Linked DNA regions of Homo sapiens: region 1 is linked to region 2. A link is an interaction called in ENCODE POLR2A ChIA-PET data of the cell type or tissue named here. Cell type or tissue: Panc1. All regions are shown on one strand.

What was found. Peaks named below come from ENCODE experiments on the same cell type or tissue, not always from the same donor. Only the 100,000 strongest peaks of a DNase experiment are listed, where the experiment ranks them.
Region 1: POLR2A ChIA-PET joins it to region 2 with 14 read pairs; 15 of 35 experiments call an interaction of 5 or more read pairs at or near these places.

The regions. Positions count from the first base shown.
Region 1 is chr12:31,975,101-31,980,100 of GRCh38, reverse strand. The region is part of intron 3 of RESF1 (retroelement silencing factor 1); the gene reads right to left. Among named protein-coding and RNA genes, the nearest start is that of RESF1, 18 kb to the right of the region's middle. In Panc1, no CTCF peak of the experiment used is centred here; no DNase peak of the experiment used is centred here.
Region 2 is chr12:31,712,002-31,717,001 of GRCh38, reverse strand. All of the region lies in intron 1 of AMN1 (antagonist of mitotic exit network 1 homolog), which reads left to right. It also overlaps the pseudogene STMN1P1. Among named protein-coding and RNA genes, the nearest start is that of AMN1, 15 kb to the left of the region's middle. RefSeq lists an enhancer at 1,396-1,535. In Panc1, no CTCF peak of the experiment used is centred here; no DNase peak of the experiment used is centred here; H3K4me3 peaks cover 324 bases; H3K27ac peaks cover 1,216 bases.

The sequences.
Region 1 (5,000 bases), 260 kb before region 2:
AAATTTCTGGCATAAGCAAACACTAATTCATAAATATCTTTTGTTATTCATAATGAACTCTGTATGCACATACCTGAGTCTATGCTACTAAGGTGACTTAAAGTGGGGGCCCCTAGATACCATCAGGATACAGCTGGTGGTCACCAGGAAAACCAAGTATTAGACGGTTGGAACTTTTAGTTCTAACCACTGACCTCCATAAAGTGGTGGGGGGAGCTGGAGATTGGACTCTATAAAAAGTCTTGGCTGGGTGTGGTGGCTCATGCCTGTAATCCCAGCAGTCTGTGAGGCTGAGGCAGGAAGATCTCTTGAGCCCAGGAGTTCAAGACCAGCCTGGGAAACATAGTGAAACCCTGTCTCTACTGAAAATTAAAAAAAAAAAAAAATTACCCCGTCATGGTGGTGCATGCCCGTAGTCCCAGCCACCTACTCAGAAAACAGAAGGCAGTGTAGGGAGGATCATCTGAGCCTGGGGGTTGAGGCTGCAGTGAGCCATGGTGGCACCACTCCACTCCAGCCTGGGTGACAGAGTAAGGCTGTTTTTTTTAAAAAACAAAACTCTTGAACATTGAGATGTGATGAGCCGAGCTTCTGGGCTGGTGAACAGAACACACTGAAGTGCTGGGAAGGTAGTGACCTCAGAGAAAGCATACCTTGTTTGCTTTATAGCCAGTTGGTCAGAAGTACAAACCTGGACTTGTGACTAGCTTCAAGTGGGGGCAGTCTTGTAGGACTGAGCCCTTTAACTTGTGGGTTCTGATGGTAACATCAGGTAGACAGTGTCAGAACTGAATCAAATCACAAGCCACCCAGTTGGTATGTGGAGAGAATTGGTCAGTTGGGAAAAAATTCCCACACATCTGGTGTCAGAAGTACTGTGGGGCCAGGTGCAGTGGCTCACGCCTGTAATCCCAGCATTTTGGGAGGCCAAGGTGGGCGGATCATGAGGTCAGGAGATCGAGACCATCCTGGCTAACACAGTGAAACCCCGTCTCTACTAAAAATACAAAAAATTAGCCAGGTGTGGTGGCAGGTGCCTGTAGTCCCAGCTACTCAGAAGGCTGAGGCAGGAGAATGGTGAGAACCCGGTAGGCGGAGCTTGCAGTGAGCCCAGATGGCGCCACTGCACTCCAGCCTGGGTGACAGAGCTAGACTCCGTTTCAAAAAAAAAAAAAAAAATCATGAGATCATTTCAAAAATCTAAGATAAGAATTTCTGACAAAATCAAATACTGCCGGGCACAGTGCCTCACACCTGTAATCCTGTAATCGCAGCACTTTGGGAGGCTGAGGCAGGGGTATCACGAGGTCAGGAGATGGAGACCATCCTGGCCAACACGGTGAAACCCCGGCCTCTACTAAATATACAAAAAAAAAAAAAAAAAAAAATTAGCTGGGTGTGGTGGCGGGCACCTGTAGTCCCAGCTACTCAGGAGGCTGAGGCAGGAGAATCACTTGAACCCAGGAGGTGGAGGTTGCAATGAGCTGAGATTGCGCCACTACACTCCAGCCTGGCGACAGAGCGAGAGCCCGTCTCAAAACAAAAAACAAAAAACAAAAAAAAACCCCAAATACCTACATATTTAAAAAATTATAAAGATGGAAACTTCTTTTGATAAATGGTAGCTAAAACAATTAAATAGTAACATGGAAGATGCCACTATCCCTCCATTAATCATTTTACTGGAGATCCTAGCTGGTATAAAGAAAAAAATATTAGGAGTATAAGCAGAGAGGAAAACACAAAACTGAGTATCAGATGTTATACAGAAAATCCAAAACTATGTAGAGATCTTTTTGTTTTACTGTTTATTACAATGCCCAAAAATAAGGTCAAAATGCAAGAATATTATCAGCAGTAATCTTTTAAAATACCATTAAAAAAATACTTAGAAAATGAAGGATGTGTCACATCTCTAACAAACAGCTGAGTGTAAAGATATGCCATGTTCAAATATTTGAAGACAGCATTAAAGATGCCAATAATCTCAAAATTTAGGTCAAGCGCAGTGGCTCTTGCCTGTAATCCCAGCACTTTGGGAGGCTGAGCTGGGCGACTGCTTGAGGTCAGAAGTTCAAGACCAGCCTGAACAACATGGTGAAATCCTGTCTCTACCAAAAATACAAAAAAAAAATTAGCCAGGTGTGCACACCTGTTGTCCCAGCTACTTGGAAGGCTGAGGTGGGAGGATTACTTGAGCCTGGGAGGTGGAGGTTGCAGTGAGCTGAGATTGCACCATTTGCACTCCAGCCTGGGCAGCAGAATGAGCTCTTGTCTCAAAAAAAAAAAAAAAAAAAAAGAAAGAAAGAAAAAGTAATTAAGAGTCAATACAATCCCAGTGGATTTTTTGATTTTTTGGGGTAACAAGCTTGATTATAAACTTTCCATGGAAATGCAAAACAAGCATGAATAGCGAAGACATACACACACTTTTATATATAGACACTTGTTTTATGACAAAGTTAGGAAAAAAGTTCTTTTCAATACATGAAGCTAGGTCAATTGGTTATCTATATGCCACGAATGAAAATAAGCCTTATCCAATTACACAGCAAGAGACATATACAAACAAATCAATCCCAGGTAGATTATCGTTTTAAAGTTTCCAGAAACAGGCCAGGCATGGTGGCCCACGCCTGTAAATCCCAGCACTTTGGGAGGCCGAGGCGGGCAGATCACCTGAGGTCAGAAGTTTGAGACCAACCTGACCAACATGGATGGTGAAGCCCCCGTCTCTACTAAAAATGCAAAAATTAGCCGGATGTGGTGGCACACACCTGTAATCCCAGCTACTCGTGAGGCTGAGGTAGGACAATCCCTTGAACCAGGGAGGCGGAGGTTGCAGTGAGCCGAGGTCGCACCACCGCACTCAAGCCTGGGCAACAAAAGCGAAACTCCATCTCAAAAAAACATGAGAATATCTTTATGCCCTCGGGATAGGGGAAGGTTCCTATAACAGGGCACAATGAACAATAAGAAAAAAGGTCCATAAAACGGACTGCATCAAAATTAATCACCACTGTTTATCAAAAAACACCATTAAGGAAGTGAAAAAGTAAAGTCACTCTCTAGAAGATTATATTCGCAATACATAGCAAAGAGATCATATCCAGCCTATATAGGGAATTACGTAAAAAGAAAAATGTAGACAACTCAATAAAAAATAAGCATGAAGCTTAATTAAACACTGTATGAGACACTACAGTTGATCCTTGAACGTGGCTTTGAAGTGCGTGGGTCCACTTATACGTGGATTTTCTTTTGTCTATGCTACCCTGGAGACAGCAAGACCAACCCCTTCTCTTCCCTCCTCCTCCGCCTAGTTAAGATAAATGTGATGAGGATAAACACCTTTATGATGATCCATTTCCACTTAATGAATAGTAAATATATTCTCTTATGATTTTGGTTTTTTTTTGAGATGGAGTCTCGCTCTGTCACCCAGACTGGAGTGCAGTGGTGCGATCTCGGCTCACTGCAACCTCTGCCTCCTGGGTTCAAGTGATTCTCCTGTCTCAGCCTCCCGAGCAGCAGGGATTACAGGGTCCCACCACCATGCCAGGCTAATTTTGTATTTTTAGTAGAGACAGGGTTTCACCATGTTGGCCAGGCTGGTCTCGAACTCCTGACCTTGTGATCCGCCGCACCCAATCCCTTATGATTTTCTTAATAAAATTTCCTTTTCTCAAGCTTATTCTAAGAATACAGCATATAATACATGTAACATACAAAATATGTGTTTATCAACTGTTTAATGTTACTGTTAAGGCTTCCACTGAACAGCATGCTATTGTTAATCAAGTTTTGGCGGAGTCAAAAGTTAAATGTGGATTTTTTTTACTGCACAAGAGTCAGTTATCCTAATTCCTATGTTATTCAATGGTCAACTATATTTAAATGGCAAAATTTTTGGTAAGTGCTAAATCCATTATGAATATCAGAAATGTAAATGAAAACCATAAGGTGGTAATACTATACACAATGGCTAGAATTTTTTCAACTCTCAATACCACATGTTGGCAAGAAAATGGAACAAATGGAACTCTCCTACAATGGTGATAGGAGTATATCATGATCCTTAAAGTAACCAACACTTTGGAAAGACGTATGGCATCATCTACCAAGGGTTAATAAATGCAAGCCCTGAGACCTAGAAGTTTCATTCCTAGGTATGTACCAAACAGAAATGCATAATTATAACACTGCCAGCAGCATTAGGTGCAGTAAGCAAAAACTGGAAACAAACAAAATAGAAATGTATTCATATTAATGAAACACTATAGTAACAAAAATAAAAGGCTATATGCAACATGAATCTAACAAACACAAGACTGAGTGAAAAAGGCCAGAGATTAAAGAATAATCCATGATTCCATTTATATAAAGATTGAAACACAGACAAAACCAACCATCTAGGGACTGTAGTGGTACTTTTTACAAAGTGTGATGGAATAGCAATTGGTAGTTAAGTAGCATGAAGACTGCTTTTGACCAGGGTGATACTTACACACAAGTGTGTTCCCTACATAATCCACTGCATTATACACTTACCATTTGTACCCTTTCTTAGGTATGTTTTGATTTCATAAAGTTATTTTTTAAAGCTCTCTTATAATAGTAGATGCATACTATTAAGCATTTATCAAAACCCGTAAGACCCATTGGATACAGAGTAAACTCTAATGTTAGTGATGGACTTTAATAATAACATATCAGTATGACTAATCCAAGTTGCTAATAGTGGAACCTTAGAGTTTTGGAGATGGGAGGTTCCTATAAAGCTCTTATATGGGAATGCTCTGTACTATAAGCTCAGTTTTCTTTTTCTTTTTTTTTCAGATGGAGTCTCGCTCTGTCGCCCAGGCTGGAGTGCAGTGGCACGATCTGCAACCTCCACCTCCCGGGTTCAAGCAATTCTCCTGCCTCAGCCTCCCGAGTAGCTGGGACTACAGGCGCGCGCCACCATGCCTGACTCATTTTTTATATTTTTGCTAGAGATG
Region 2 (5,000 bases):
GGTGGTTTGTAAGTCAAAAAGGAAAGGTGAAACAATAAACTTAGTGAATTCTTGTAGAAGAAAACATAGGAGAATATCTTCATGAACTTAGGACAGGGAAAGTTTATGAACAGGACAAAAAATCACCTGCTGTAATGGAAAACACTGATAAATTGGACTGTATTAGAATGTACTTCTCTTCAGCAAAAGACATGATTAAGAAAGTGGAAAGGCAATCCACGGAATGGGGGAATATATTTGCAACGTATATAACAAACAGAAGGTTCATATCCAGCATATAACAGGAATTCCTATATATCAGTAAGAAACATAATTAACCCAAAATGAAAGAGGGCAAAATACTTGAGTAGATACTCCACAAAAGAGGATATCCAACCAGACAATAAAAAGATGAATGTGTACCCATATTAATCAGAGATTGCAATTTAATGCCACATTGCATTGCTATTATATACCCACTAAAATGACTAAAATTTAAAAGATTAACAATGCCAAGTGTTGGCAAGGATATGGACCACAAGAATGCTCATTCACCAATGGTAGGATTGTGATTGGGTACAACCACTTTGAAAAACTGGCATTAAGCTAAACATATGCCTACCCTATGAGCCAGCAGTTCCACTACTAGATATATACACTCAGTTGAAACACAGATACGTGTGTACCAAAAGACATGTCTAAGAATATTCATATTGATATTCATAATAATAAAGAGTTACAAATGACCCAACTGTATATTCACTGTAGAATAAATTGGTCAAACAACAGAATATTATACGTTAGTGAAAATGGACATGAACAACGTGAAAATGGAAATGAATAATCTATAGCTACATGTAACGATACAGATAAATTTCACAAACATAATGTTGAGCAAAAGAAACCATGGAAAAATGATGGAGCAATACTGAAATCAAACAGAATAGTCTCTAAAGTGAAAAACATGAATACGGATAAAGAGAGACATTACTTAATGATAAAAGGAATATTCCACAAGAAAATATCATGAATTTGCAACTGACACCAGTCTTACAAAAAGGAAACCTGTCATGTAGTTTAGTCAAATTTAGTCACGTTAGGAAACTTAATAAACTACTCTTAAATTTTATAAATACAGAAAACAGCTCAGAGTGTGGTCAGGTGGCTCAGATCTAGCAGAGTTTTCCTTATCCCAGTGGATTTTGTAGAATACACTGCCAGTCTCTTGTCTTTCATTCATCATGGCTACTTCTGATATCCAGGTGAAAGCACTGGAGAAGTGTGCCTCAGGCTAGGCTTTTGAACTGATTCTCAGATACCATCAAAAGAATCCATCCCAGAGTTCCTTATTTCCCCTCCAAAGAAGAAAGATCTTTCCCTGGAGGAAATTCAGAATAAATCAGAAGCTTCAGAAGAAAGACACAAGCCCTGCGAAGCTGAGGCCTTGAAGCAGCTTGCTGAAAAATGAGAGCAGGAGAAAGAAGTGCTTCAGAAATCAATAAAAGAACAGCTTCAGTGAAATAGCAGAAGAGAAACTGACCCACAAAATGGAAGCTAACAAAGAGAACAGGAAGGCGCAAATGACTACCACACTGGAGTGTTTGCAGAGAAAGATAAGCACGTTGAAGAAATGCGGAAGAGCAAAGAATCCAGAGATCCTGGTGATGAGGCTGAAGCTGACTAATTTGTTCTAAGAACTGACTTTCTCCCCGCTCTTCTTCCTAGATATTCAGACTATACTGGCCAGTGTCATTTTATTTTTTGCTCCTGACAAATATTCTAGAAGCTGATGTAGGACTAGATAGGTAAATCCAGCCTGTACAATGTTGTTTTAGGAGCTAAAGGGAAGAAACTGAAAGAGTTTTACTCTTTTTCTAAAATGTTGGTCTTTCTAACATAGCTATTTTTCTTGTTGCATCTTTGCTACTTCAGTACACTTGGGTTAATGGCTAGTACTGTACTGGCTTTGTGAAACATATTTGTGAAAAGAGTATGTAGTGGCTTCTTTTGAACTGTTTGATACGGAATATTTGTTCATTTTTTAATCCCAATTCTGTCCTAATTTTACCAGATGCTACTGGACTTGAATGGTTAATAAAATTGCACAATGTTGTTGGTGGCAGTGACTTCTTTCTGTTCAGGTAATAAGTTAAAAAGATCCTCCTAGTTTATATTTGTTTCAGGTAGAGCTTTTAGGTCAATGGAAATAACCAGCATACACATTACTGCAAAGTCTCTGCTTTTGAGTTTCTTGCTCCAGAGTTGTTTGTATTGTCTTCTACAATCATTGCTTTGTTTCAATGCCTGGACCCTGATCAGCTGTTGCTATATTCTTTCAAATGTTTATTTGCAAACAATCTTTTTTGTTCTGTGTTCCTGTTTAAAAAGCAGATTAAGGCCGAGCACAAGGCTCATGCCTGTAATCCCAGCAGTTTGGGAGGCCAAGGTGGGAGGCTCACTTCAGCCCAGGAGTTCAAGACCGGCCTGGGCAACATATAGAGACCCCATCTCTACAAGAAATACAGAAAATTAGCTGATTGTGGTGGTGCATGTCTGTAGTCCCAACTACTTGGGAGGCTGAGGTAAGAGGATCACTTGAGCCTTGGAGGTTGAGGCTGCAGTGAGCTGTGATTGTGCCACTGTACTCCAGCCTGGGCAACAGAGTGAGACCTTGTCTCAAGATAAATAAATAAAAATTTTAAAGGCAGATTAAAGGCACAAATGGTGTTTCTAGAGAACAATTTAGAGGGAATCTTAAGATCCTAGTTGGAGATATCTGGTGGTTTGCTTGCTTTATGTTACAGGTGGAGGTGTATTCTAATGCTTTCCTGCCGTAAAAGCTATAATTTGAGAATTGGAAAATTTTTTGGGCTTTTTTCTTTACCCCCGACTCATAGTACAGCTTTGAGAATATAATAATATTAAAAAAGCTTTCCATGCTGCTGTAGCAACTCCTGTGAAATGATTTAAGGGAACTTTATTTATATTTTAAAAATCAATAATTTATTTATAGATATATGTATTAGTATTAAAAGTATAATTAAATAATGGACAGGAACTATTTTTAAAACTTTATGGTAGTAATTGTCTCTACAAACAGAGATACATAGAGTAAACCAGTCGAGTATATAAAAGTGGCTTTAATTTTATCAGAAAATTTTTTTTTTCTTTTTTTGAGACAAGGTCTAGCTCTCTCACCCAGGCTGGAGTGCAGTGGTACAATCACAGCTTACTGCAGCCTCACCTCCTGGACTCAAACAATCCTCCCACCTCAGCACCCCCGCACCCCAGGTAGCTGGGACTACAAGTGAATGCCACTACACCCAGCTAATTTTTGTATTATTTGTAGAGACAGGGTTTTGCCATGTTTCCCAGGCTGGTCTTGAACTCCTGGGCTCAAGTGAGCCTCCTGTCTCAGTCTCCCAAAGTGCTGGGATTATAGACATAAGCCACCATGCTCAGCCTTAATCAGAAATGTTTTATGTCTTGAGATGTCTGACACAAATATGATAAAAGAGTAACAAAATTCTAGGTTTGAGGTACATAGATGTATATCACCCTGTTTTATATTTCTGTATTTTTGAAATTTTTTATTATAAAACAACAAGCAAAAACTTGCAGAAATGAAAAGAAGACTTGATTTTAAATTACAAATATCATAAACTAGAAATTCCACATTTAGTAGAAAAATAAGAATATAGTAGAATTAGATAATACTGTAAATAAACATATATACATTAAACATATTTATGTGCAAACACATATACATACATGGAGAGAGATACTTATACATACATATATATATAACACACAGAGAGAACATTACATCTCTCACGTAGATAATATACATTCTCTGAATATATAGAGCATGTATTTGGCCACAACAAAGAGCTCTTACAAATTTGTCAACAAATAACAAAATGGTCCTCAAAAAACTAAAAATGGAACTACCCTATGATTCAGCAATTTCACCACTGGGTAAATATCCAAAAGAAAATAAATAAATATATAAAAGAGATATCTGCACTCCCATGTTTATTGCAGCACTATTTGTAATAACCAAAATATGGGCCGAGCATGGTGGCTCACACCTGTAATCCCAACACTTTGGGAGGCCGAGGCGTGTGGATCACGAGGTCAGGAGTTTGAGACCATCCTGGCTAACATGGTGAAACCCCGTCTCTACTAAAAAAGAAAAAATTAGCTGAGTGTGGTGGCATGCACCTGTAGTCCCAGCTACTTGGGAGGCTGAGGCAGGGGAATTGCTTGAACCCGGAAGGCAGAGGTTGCAGTGAGCTGAGATTGTGCCACTGCACTCCAGCCTGGCAACAGAGCAAGACTCTGTCTCAAAAAAATAAAAATAACCAAAATATGGAATCAACCTAAGTGCCCATCAATGGATGAATGAATAAAGAAAATGTGGTATAATACATATATATGATGGAATATTATTCAGCCATTAAAAAATAATGAAATCTGCTGGGTACGGTGGCTCATGCCTGTATTCCCAACACTTTGGGAGGCCAAGGCAGGCAGATCACGAGGTCAAGAGTTCAAGACCAGTCTGGCCAACATGGTGAAACCCTGTCTCTACTAAGAATACAAAAATTAGCCGGGCGTGGTGGCATGTGCCTGTAATCCCAGCTATTTGGGAGGCCAAGGAAGGAGAATTGCTTGAACCTGGGTGGCAGAGGTTGCAGTGAGCCGACATTGCACCACTGCACTCTAGCCTGGGCGACAGAGCAAGACTCCATCTTGAAAAAAAATAATAATAAAATAAAATAATAATGAAATCTTAGTCAAGTGTGGTAAGCATGCCTCTAGAAGCTGAGGCAGGAGGATCTCTTGAGCCTAGGAGGTTAAGGCTGCAGTGAGCTGTGATTGCACCATTGCACCCCAACCTAGGCAACAGAGCAAGACCCCATCTCGGGAGAGAGGGAGGTAGGGAAGGAGGGAGGGAGGGAGGAAGGGAGGGAGGGGGGAATGAATGAATTCTGTCATATGCAGCAACATGGATGGAA